Regions from separate parts of the Homo sapiens genome. Here region 1 is linked to region 2. Evidence: chromatin contacts called from ENCODE Hi-C data. All regions are on one chromosome and are shown on one strand. Each heading gives the region's core, a stretch centred on a gene start or an enhancer-like site at or near the end of the contact. The rest is flanking DNA. Distances are from core to core; before and after follow the strand shown. Region 1 has its middle 15 kb from the start of LINC02029. Region 2 overlaps LEKR1 (leucine, glutamate and lysine rich 1).

Region 1 (6,321 bases), core at 1,679-4,178, 88 kb before region 2:
TCTGGGCAATTGAGTCTGGACAATAGTTACTCTCTCACCTCCAAATCTCGAGTACTGCACCACTTAGCAAATGCATCAGGTTTAAAAATCCTGCCACTTAACGTAGGCTTATTTTCTGTCTAAAATGTGCAGATGTTTAATTGTCTCATCTGTGAAATGATGACGAAAATAGCTTATCTGGTTGGACCAGACAAAACTGAACCTGAGCATTTCTCAAGATCTCTTCCGTCTCTGGAATCCATGATTCTGAGATATTTTCAAATATATGCACTAAAAATGAGTTTTTCTAAAACCAAATTGTGATTCATGTGAATTACTAACGACTGAACCAAATACAGCAGCTTATTTAGTTCTGGCCTCAGGAGAAATCTTTTTTTTTGAAACAGGGTCTTGCTCTGTCACCCAGACTGGAGTGCAGTGGCACAATCATGGCTCACTGCACCCTCGACCTCCTGGGCTCAGGCAATGCTCCCACCTCAGGCGATTCTCCCACCTTAGCCTCCGGAGTAGCTGAGACAACAGGCGTGCGCCACCACACCAGGCTAATTGTTTTATTTTTTGTGGAGATGGGGTCTCACTATATTGCCAGTGGTCCCAAATCCCTGGTCTCAAACAGTCCTCTCACCTCAGCCTCCCAAAGTGTTGGGATTACAGGCATGAGCTACCACTCTCTGCAGGAGAAACTTGTAATTTACTTTTAGGTGAAAAGTCTCTTCTCCACTAAATACTGCATAAAAATGGCAAGATTCTCTACTGAATATTAATGTGACCGTAGCAAACAAAGGAAGAGACTATAAAAGTCTGAAATGTAAATATGTGGCCCACTATTCCAAAATAGTAAATGTAACAAAAGGAAGAAAGTCAGCCTCCTCCACCCTAGTGCACCAGGCGGCCTAGGGCAAGCCACAGAAGTCAGCCCCTTACTTCCTTTCCCACCATCCCACCAGGCAGCATCTCTGCCTTTGCTCACATTCTTCCCTGAGTCTTCAGAGCTCCCCGTCCTGCTTCACCTGTGTGAGGTTTCCTCATCCCTGCAGCCCCCACAGCTCACATCTATTTTTTTCTGAAAACTTTGCATAGCCTGCCTGCCCTCTGGGCCGGCTGGAGGTCATCTCTGCTTCTCAGGTTCCCAGCCCCTTGTATGCTGTGACAGCACTCGCCACCCGCTCCTGATATGGCATTGCATGGTTGGTACGCACTTGTCTGTCTCTGTCACTGGACTTAAGTTTCTGGAAGGCCGAGACGCTCTCTGTCATCATTCCCATGGCCCTTACACAGGTTAGACATCCAATACATTTTTATGAAATTTAAATGAATTGAAGAAGGATGACAATTTTCCTATCCAGATGTGTATCTCTACCACAGATTATTGGAACAGACTGTAGTGCGAAAGTGGCAGTGACTTAGTCAATGTAGCCAGTGATTCTGAACGTTGGCACCATTGACATTTGGGCTGGATAATTCTTGGTTGTGGGGGGCTGTCCTGTGCCCTGCTGGATGTTGAGCAGCATCCTTGGCCTCTCCCCAATGGATGCCAGTAGCACTCCTCCTCCTCCTCTTCCTCCCAAGTTATGATATCAAAAACACTGGCAGTATCCCCAGTCATTGACAATGTCTCCTGAACTACCCCTGGTTGAGAACCACTGATGCAGGTGATTCCCAAAGGAGGCTGAGAGAAAGTACCAGACATGATGCTCAGTGATGTCCTACACAGTGTCCTGACTCCTAGAGTCACCGTCATTTTAACACAACAGTGCACAGCAGCCACTTACACCTCTGGCCAAATATTTCTCCCTGACAGGCTATCACAGTGCACGCTAGTCAAACACTGGAATTTTCTTTTCTTTTTTTCTTTTTTGAGATGGAGTCTCACTCTGTCTCCCAGGCTGGAGTGCATGGCAAGATCTTGGCTCACTACAACCTCTGCCTCCTGGGTTCAAGCAATTCTCCTGCCTCAGCCTCTTGAGTAGCTAGGACTACAGGCATGTACCATCATGCCCAGTTAATTTTTGTGTTTTTAGTAGAGATGGGGTTTCATCATGTTGGCCAGGCTGGTCTCGAACTCCTGTCCTCAAGAGATCCACCCATCTCGGCCTCCCAAAGTGCTGGGACTACCGGAGTGAGCTACCACGCCCAGCCCAAATGCTGGAATTTTCTTAAAGGAGGTGGGGAAGGAAGGAACTGAATAAGGCCTCATCCCCTTTGAAATATAAATACCTTTGTTTAGGAGGTTGTGGTCTTGGAGCACAACAGCTACTAACAGGTGCCTGGGGTCATGCCGGGAAACCACAAGGGCAAAAAGTAACAACAACAGCTGATTTGAGAGACATATTTTTCCTTAGAAGGTATACAGGGCCATCACTGCTTGAAATATTCACACATACAAATTCAAGGAAGGGGCACACCTATTTGGCACGAGCCCTGTGGCTGTGGTTAGAGAAGATTTGAATATTTTGAGTGTGCAGGAAGGTGAACTTCATGTATCTTTACCTTAGCTTCCTTAGGCTGGGGCTATCTGTCAGCTACAGAGCAGCCCACAGGCAGGCGGAGCTGTGATGAAGCACATTTGTTCAAACACAGCAAATGGTGTTTGAAAAAACCACCACTCTTGCTTTTTTATGAAGCTATTACACTCTGTCATGTCAGGGAGCTGAGCCCAAGTGATGCCCAAGTGGCCATGATAGACTCACACTACAGGGCCTGGGAGAGCAGTGGGATTGTTTTTTTTCCTCGTTGAGGCAGTAAAAGATTGATTTTTGAGGCAGTGACTGAGGCATTATGCATTAATGACTACGCAGGGATTTTCATTCACATATCACGCACTGACAGTGGAAACTGAAGCTGCTGTGTAAGGTGCTGGCTCAATGCCCTTCCATGACTCCTTCCTCATCACGTCATTTGCCTGCCGAGATGCCGGGGCCTTCCGAATCATGGGGTCGATTGAGTAAAGGGCCCATGGTTTGGTGCAGGGCATCTCAAGCCAACACACGAGAATAACTGATGCAGCTGCTGAGATGAGAAGGTCTGCCGCAATGCTAATAACTCCACCTGGCTGCTCTCACATTTGACTTCTTGTATTCAGATTTGGAGAGACAGCTGGGAGCCTCTGATGAGAAAATAAAAAATTTACAACAATAAGCAAGCTGTCCTCTGACACCAGGAGAGGAACTCGCTTCAGCCCTGGCAAGAATTGCAGCTGGACTTTGTGAGGCACTGTTTCATCAGATGCCAAACATCATAGCAAGGGCAAGAATGACAAGAATTACAGTTTCTGCCCTGATGCACAGGTACTGATGGAAGAGATATTTCTGTGTTGATTTTGCACTTCTCAGGGCAAATCTGCAAAATAGATATCAAAGGAGATGTGGGCACTGGGCAAGGAGCCACACCAATCAACCATATAGAGCAGTCTGGAGGAGTCTCTCCCCATCTCCAACCCTCAGTTTTTCCCACCTGTTAAACACAGGCCACAATGTCTGTGCAGCCACCTCGCAGTGCAGTTAAAAGAACCGGTTTAAACAGTGTTTCTTAGCTTAGAGTCAATGGCTGAACAGGTTGCAGAGGGGCTGTAAAATCCTGAAATTTGCATGAAGCAATTTTTCCATATATGTCCATGTGCATCTTTTTGAGGAGGGGTTTGTCGCTTTCACTATATTCTTAAGAATATAGTCACTCTTAAGAGGTTAAGGGCCACTGTTCTAGGTAATGTGTGAAGGTGATGTATGTGTCCTGTAATTGAGCTATTATCAGCAAGCTTTTTGAGGAAAAAGGGACACAGAGGAGCACTTATTATGTGTTAGGGACTGTGCAGGACACACAGAGAATAGAAAAAAAAATGACCCTGGCCTTCTGGAGCATATGATAGACTTTAGATATGAGCCCAAAACAGATTAAAAGTTAAAAGGAAAAGCTAAGTGTAGGCAACACAGGTGAAAGGTCAGAAGAATGTAAGTGCCCCATAGAAGGAGAGAAATGGACTTCCAGCTACAGTGGGTTTAGGGATGGACACAGAGCGAGGGTGGGATTGAGTACAGGGAAAGGCAGGCAAGAGCATCTGTGGAAGAGGGATGGCCGGTGCAGCAGAGCTTGCATGCTGAGTTGACACGCTCCATGCCAGAGACCCTTAGATTGGGACTAAGTGTCACCGAAGAGAAGGCTGCGTTCAACAGATAGTTCTCAGGGTGACAGTTCATCCCAGGTGCCCTCAGACCCACATGACCTGCTCTTGGTCCTTCAGCCTCCGCTCTGCAGATGGGGCTGAGGGGCCCACCCAGAGAAGCCCTGTGGGGGAGAACAGAGCCTGCCCAGGACAGATATTCTCCTCCTTAGGAGCAAGTCCTCTTGACCCCCATGTTCCAAGCAGGAAGCTTTTCACATGTAGACTTTCTTCCTGCTGTGATGCACAAAAGCAGCCTCTTGCCAGTTAACAAAGTCTGCTGGAGCCTCCTGGGGCCATGCCTAGCACATCGTTACCCGAAGCAGACTAGGCAAACAAAGCCCTAGAAAATGAGAAAAAATGGAAATGATTTGATATTTTAGAAAAAAATATTGAAGTGTTTATCGTGGGGAAAACTGGAACCCTGTTAATATTTTTACTAGTATTGTATGGCATGGCAGTTTCTAAATTCTGCATGTGGTGGGGCCACTGTAACTCTTTCTGGGCAGAGTACTCTGTGATGATTCTACTCAGACCCTGGCTCCACAGACTGGCAAGGCCGCCCCTTCCCAAATCAGCAAGTGTCCTGGACCAAATGGTCATTTCTCCACTCCTCTGGGACTCTGAAAGAGCATTCTCCAGAGCTCTTGGGATCTTGCCTTGGCTCTGTGGATGTAAAGATCCCAAAGTCTTTCTAGAATGTACTCTTGAAGACTGAGTTGACTCTGGAGATCAGTGTAGGATCACTGTCCCCACTTTGCAGCCCCAAACCCACTTCCCAAGGGAGTAATTCATTACCTGCAGTCCTGATTACTCAAAGGAAATGTCTAATGACGTCTGCTCTGCAGTACCCAAGGACCTGAGACCAGGACTCCTGGCCTCTTTTCAGAAAGAGTGGAGTCTGCCATTTCCTGACCACCGCCCTGTCCTCAAGGGCAGCTCATCTCCCGTGTTACATTCCTGCATGAACCCCCGCCCTGATCCTGTGACTTGTCATGTGCCACAGTGCCATGAGATTTGTGTTACTTTGCTTCTGTTCCTGAAAGTTATCAGTTCCCCTTTTCTTCCTATCACTGCCTGGCTGAATGATGAGGGTGCCTGAGGGGAACTGGGTTTCTTCTTTCTGTTCGCGGGTACCAGAAGCAGCACACGCAGGGCCAATGGCTTCAGTTATAGCCACTGGGATGAGGCGTGATTCCTACAAGCCAGGAGAGAAAGACAAGCCTGAGAGATTTTGTCTCAAGGGAGAGACCTCTTGGGGAGAGCCAGCTTCCCATTGCCCCCTGTACTGATCTGGTTTTAGCATTCCTCTCAAACAAAGCCAGGCAATATCTTTTGGGCTCTCTTTTCTGCACTAGGCTCATCAGATGGAGGAGGGGACTCTGGCCCAGCAGAAGGCAGCAGGAGTCTGGCTTTGGCTCTCAGTCAAGACTCCTTCCAGTTCACTTGCTCCCTTGTTGTTTTTAATCAGTCAAAGCCCAGAGCTCCAGATGAAAAAGAAGTGGGGAGGGAGAAAGGCTAAACCTCAGTTCAAGTTAAAGCAGGATTATTTATTTTAATTATTTATTCATACCAACTTCCAGCACAGCACCACATACACGATGGCTGGTATTTAGAATTTCTCAGTCGTGTCTGATCAAAGCTTAACAGTTCCTGGGTCTCTTCACTTCCACAGAATTCTACTTTGGTGGGGTGTGGTGGGGTGGGGAGGCAGGAGTTCGATGTGGGAAATTAATTTGGGCTCAGAGATTAACAATGGTTAAATCTTAGTGTACCTCACCTGCCAGGTAACATGGTATGGTAAACAGTTTTGGTTTTGGCTGGCTGTGCCCTGACCTACCTCTAAGAATTACTTATTCTACATATGGAAAGTTGTTAGTCAGGGTGTCTGCCTTTCTCTGGCCTGGGGTAATGCATGTGAGCCACATGAGGTCGGTCAGATCCTCCTTCCTTGGAATCTGACATTTGAACAAAGTCATCAAAAGATGGAAACCAACTGGAGCTCATTTGTGATTCACAGTTGTGTAGCCAAGCGACCCCAATGAGGAGGTCCTAGGTCTTGATTCTGTGCTGCTTCTTGCCTATGGCGTCACCCCGGTTCCTGTTTGTTCTTTCCTAGTTTCTGGACCTGATTTCCAGTTGAGCTATTGAAAGATCAGCTGTTT
Region 2 (5,607 bases), core at 2,641-5,140:
AGAGGATATGTAAAGGGTTCTAGACAAGGAAATATAAGGAGAATGCTGTTTGGTGGCATCTGATAATTCTTTTTTCTCACTTCTAAAAAGACACTAGAAAACCATCCCTTCCTGCCTGCAGGCACCATATCCAAATGAGGCCTCTAGAGTGGAGGAACTGCAGCCATCTTGCGATTATAGGGACCTGACTTAGCTTTGGGTTGAAGCCAGTGCTGAGGGCAGCAGGATGGAGACAGAAAGAACATCAAGATCCTTGGGGATATTGCTGAGACTCTTATCAACTAAAACTGACATTATCCTACCTCTGTTACTTGCAGCCCAAAGCATTCTGATAAAATCTCTATTTTTAAATACATAACAACGTTCTTTTAAACCTTGGAAAATATTTTCTTAAAAATCTTGGAAAAAGAACCCCAGTTTCACCCATTTATAAATTGCTTCTTCCTTTTATTGTCAAAATTCACAAAACTTATATCCAAATATTTAAAAATCTTTAAACAACACAAAGAATTAACTTACAGGTGACAAACATTCCTATTCCCAGCCCCCACAAAGAATAAGGATTAAAAATGGAAGAAACCTGATTTCATAGCATATTCCAATTTCTGGAAGTCCAAAGAGGTTTGAGTGTGCACAGGAAATCTTGAGTTTACTAACAAATTGTATTAATATATCAAATTTTTTGAATGAACTGTTTTGACTTCAAACTTATCATTACAAAAATGGCGAAGCCACACATTTGACTCTAGCCTCACCTCCTGACCTCTGAGCAACCTGAGGCTTTAAGCAGTCCCAGGCTTTGATCCTAAATGCCCATACTCCTCAACTTAATCCTAGCAGTAAAGGAGAGTAGATAGAGTATAGATGGAAGAGCTAGAGACAGGTAGCATAGAGAAAGGTCTCCAGCACTTGGAGCCATTTAAGTGGCTCTATCTTTCCTAATTCGCATTTCTAAAAATGGGCATCATCTCCATTTTTTAATTGTTAAGAAGGTCTTGTACGTGTAGGAAACATTAGTTTTATAAACTGATAAAACATCATCAGCATTTCTGCAATTATACAGTAACTTCCTACAGATAATTAGTTTGATGGACTTTAGTGGTGTATTTCTCCCTGCATCTCCAGTCTACCCTGACTCTCACCATTTCTCAGCACAAGTTATGTTAAAATTATAATAAACAAAAATACCACAAAGCATGTGTTAATATTAAATGGGCAGGCTCCATGCACAGTCATTCATTGCTTTACAACAGGGGTACATTCCAAGAAATGTGTCATTACGCAATTTTGTCATTGTGTGAACATCCTTGAGTGTACACAAACCAAGATGGAATAACCTACTACACACGTAGGCTATACGATATAGCCTATTGTTCCTAGGCTACAAACCTATACAGAATGCTAATGTATTGAATAGTGTAGGTAATTGTAACACAATGGTAAGTATTTGCATATCTAAACATATCTGACCATAGAAAAGGTACAGTAAATATACGGTATTATAATCTTATAGGACCATCTTTGTATACATGGTCTGTCACTGACCAAAATGTCATTATGCAGAACATGAATATACACAGAATTCTGTGCCAACTTATTCTGTAAAATATCAATTCATGTCACTACCAGTAAGTTTATTCCTTTTCTTCACTATGCTCATTTCTATGTTAAGCTTCTTTCCTAACTTTCTAAGACTCCACTATATATGCTAAGTCTTGGTATGCCCACAAATTCCCTCTTAGCTTAGTTGTGTGCTAACACCACCTCCCTATGCCTAGACTGTGCCCTCTTCACTCCAAGAAGCAATCATCACACAGTAGCTGGGGCCTGACTAGACTGCTTTCCACAAGAGATATCCACATGGCCAAACCCCTCCTTGATGTTATTAGAGGGACAGCAACAACGATTTTTTTTTTTCTAGCAACCATCACCTTGTTTCTTTTCATGATTTAAAACAATCTCCCAAAAAGTTACTTCCTGGGCCTAGGGGGTCTTCTAAGGACCCCCGTCCACCAATTCCTTCAACCCCAGCCATCTACACAGACACCTGAACTACTATACTTACTGTACTATTAACCACAGTGTTATAAAGTATGAATATTTTATTTTCCTTTTCAGAAACAAACTATTTTGTTACAAATAATCCAAGTATACATTAATTTGATAGGGTATTTTTGGTATTTGTTCCTTCTTGTGTTCAGTATTTTATTAAACACATTGATTTTAGGAGTAGTTCATGGTCAACACAAACATTTGGTTGCTAAGCATTCTAAATATTTATGTTTTTATGAGGTTCATCCTCCTAAAATATAGGAACTGAAAATCATATATATCATAAAGTAAAAGAATCTACTTACTTTTCAAAGATTATATACATACTATTTTAGTATTATAATTATAGATATACTATGTTTATGCTATAATTTTTGAAATTTCTGAAATAAAAGTAATTTTTACTTATTTATTCATTTTGAGACAGGGTCTCACTCTGTCGCCCAGGCTGGAGTGTAGTGGCATGATCATGGTTCACTGTAGCTTCAACTTTCTAGGCTTAGGTGATCTTCCCAGTTCAGCCTCCCGAGTAGCTGGGACTACAGGAGTGTGCCAACACGCATGGATAATTTTTGTATTTTTTTGTGGAGACAAAGTTTCTCCGTGTTGCCCAGGCTGAAAATTAATTTTTAAAAGAAATAGTGTTCTTGATTTTACATCATTTTCTTATCACGTGTTTTCCAATATTTCTTTCTCACTTATATCAAGCATAAGTACTTCAGCATTTCAAAGCTACTCAACTCTCTCTTTGAAGCTAAAATTAGTAATTTTGAGATACAAGTTCAATATTGTTTCTTGTGGAGAGATAATAAAGAAACAAAGATAAGAAAAAAGTTCAAAGACTATTTCACATTAAGTTACTGCATTTGAACTATCAGGGAAAGCTTTAATATATGGATAAGTAAGTTTCTTATTGAGAGAAAGAAATCCTCCATGTATTTAAAAATATTTACAGGTTCTTCAATATATAATCTAGGCCAGTAAAGTGGGCAAGAAAAGCAGCAGTAAACTATTACCCACACCAGTAAATCACTGCCAAAAGAATCACAGAGAACACACCAGGGTCTTTATAATTCTTGTCATTTCTTCCTAATTCTTGCCATTTTGTAACACATCTACAGAGCACTGTTATAAGTTGTTTAATATTCTCCATCTTACATAAGCATTTCTTTATAGTTGTCCATCTCTGTCACCGCCTTCTGAAGTTTTAATCCAAGTGCCTCTACTAGACATTGTAAATCTGAAATGACACAATGTATTTCATCTGATTAGTACATTTTAAGTGTCCAGATATTTTCATAGAGTAAACCATATTCTTTTGTTGCTAGTCAGCTCCTGAAGAATAAGGCAGCTGCTTATTCCACTTTGCCTGTATGTCCATATGCAACTTATCATTGCCTACTCAGCCCTCCCTATCCTAACACCCCACAGACTTAATGGGTTTTGACAGGCCCAATTTGTTGGCCTCTTTCTGCCCCCACCACCATGCTGATTTTCAAACAGCTAATAGGCTAAATTTTACTAATGTTTTCAAAGGAAATGTATGTAGCTGACAAACATAAGAATTTCTGATCACGTGTCTTGTTTCTAAAACACATGATTGCCTGAGCTCACTTTTGTGGTCTGGAACTGTGAAGCATGGCTGAGTCTTCCTGCTAGAACTAAAACAGACAAATCATGTTCCAGGCTCATAGTAAAGAACGTGTTAACTCTGGGTAGCATCTAAAAGGCATTTTAGTGACTTTCAAAACCAAGAGAATACAAGCAGGAAACTGGCTTCCATAGAGTCTTTAACTGGAGAATGTAAGCAGTATTTGAGGATTATTATTCAAGCAGCCCTGTCTAACAAGTGTGTGAATGCAGAACTGAAACCATAGCAGAAAGAACAAATGGCTTGAATTATCTAAGTCCTTCCATTGTCCTGTGTGTGGAAACTGTGATCTGAACCCCAGCCCCAGTGACAGCCCTTGCTGGTACGCTTTTTGAGAATAAGTTATAATGGAAAACAAACTGATAGACTGGTTGGTGTCTCCAGAAAAAAAATGTTCAAAACACTGGAGTTGTAAAATTTCTATGTTCCATCTGTTCAGGTGTTTCAGTGACATATTTTAATAGTAAACTTTAAAATCTTTATGCATCCATATAAATACATAAAACTATATAAATCGGCATTCTTAACTTTATTTTACAAAGAGTTAGTTCCTTAAATTAGAAAATAAATTCACTCTAAACAAATGTTTTAATTAGCATTTACCAGACATTTGTATAAACCTTTGTTTATCCAGTGCTTTTACATACATTAATTTTTGTTTCTTAGTTTACATGTTTTCTTGTTCTTATTACATTAACTTTATCTATCTCTAAGAATAGTTTGCTTAGCATCTCTAAAAAAAGTTCTCATTTTTTAGGTCACCCATGGTAAGGAGAGGGAGGATTAGAGAGTACCTGCTACTGACCATATGGAAGTTTTGGATGATATAAATTCAGAGGATCAGACCAGCTGAATCAAAATTAAAATGTACATGTAAAAAGTGTGATAGATAATGGTGGGAGTATAGAGAAAGAGCCAGGTGAGTAGGGAGTCATGTTGAGGTGGGAGACAAAGGCATTCAGACTAGCATGTGGCGTTTCCTGTAGAAGGCAAGATGGTCAGAACAGAAGCTGTGGTTACAGTCCAGGCACCAAAAAGATTTGACTCCAGTATGTTTTCAGAAATGTCTTATTTATCAGACAGAGCAAACTTCCATATGCATCCATCCCATGTACATTTGTAGGGTTTATCTCCTGTGTGTGTTCTTCTGTATGATTTCACGTGGAAACTTTTAGTGTATACTTTGTTGCATATGTCATAATCACATCTGTGTATCCTCTGCTTCCTTTGAGTTATCCACCAATTCCATCAGTAAAGGTCTCTTCCCAGGCTGCACTATGACCTAAGGGAGATTCTCTTGCAACAATGCTTGTTGCAAGGGGTGGGCACTGAGTTCATTAAGGGGGGGTGACATTTCTTCAGGATAATAATCTGTCCTCTGTTGTTTGATCACAGGTTCAATTTTTTTTCCTATGCTATAGGCTTCTTATATGATTCAATTACAGGTACTTGCATGCTACTATTTGAATTCTCCATTTCCTCCAACAAGGAAACAATGAGAGGCTGCTGGAGGTAACTCATTTACATAAAGGGGACAGACCATACCACCACCAGGCAGGATCCCTAGGCTCTGTATTCTGTGCCAGGAGAAGGCAGCTGCCATCACCGGTGGCATGGAGAGTGGCACGCCAAAGGGCTGCATGCCCAGAGAAGAGAGTGAGTATTTTTCATCATGGGCTGGAAGAAGGCATGCTCAGCTCTGGAGAGGCTCTCCAGTTCAAGGATGGGAACTTCAGAGAGGAAGAATTCCCAGCCAAACGGGTGAACTCCACTTGTTTACTGTGAGGTCCACTGGCTCCATCTGTATTCCATGCAATAAGCCTTCCCGGGTCTGAAAAAACTTATTAGGTAATGGTGTAGAGTAGATGACCCATACTTGTTAGGTTTTATTGATTTCATATAAT

What was found. A loop is a pair of places that touch in the nucleus more often than their neighbours do. Pooled maps may share reads with other maps.
Region 1: a loop to region 2 is called in a map of B cell, with 9 times the contacts of the local background. The contact joins two enhancer-like sites. A Hi-C loop is called at or near these places in 1 of 168 maps with a recorded cell type or tissue (B cell), 27 of 37 single-sample maps with no recorded cell type and 5 of 50 pooled maps.

What each region holds. Positions count from the first base shown.
Region 1 is chr3:157,063,404-157,069,724 of GRCh38, reverse strand. No RefSeq gene overlaps it. Among named protein-coding and RNA genes, the nearest start is that of LINC02029, 15 kb to the left of the region's middle. RefSeq lists an enhancer at 4,951-5,080 and a silencer at 5,351-5,430. Within about 2 kb of position 2,928, at least 5 of the 41 ENCODE cell types and tissues checked have a DNase peak (open chromatin) inside an H3K27ac peak, as active enhancers do.
Region 2 is chr3:156,976,879-156,982,485 of GRCh38, reverse strand. It overlaps LEKR1 (leucine, glutamate and lysine rich 1), which reads right to left. Exons shown (of 13, transcript NM_001004316.3): 7 at 3,211-3,292. It also overlaps the pseudogene KLF3P2. Among named protein-coding and RNA genes, the nearest start is that of LINC02029, 100 kb to the left of the region's middle. RefSeq lists an enhancer at 3,712-3,841. Within about 2 kb of position 3,890, at least 5 of the 41 ENCODE cell types and tissues checked have a DNase peak (open chromatin) inside an H3K27ac peak, as active enhancers do.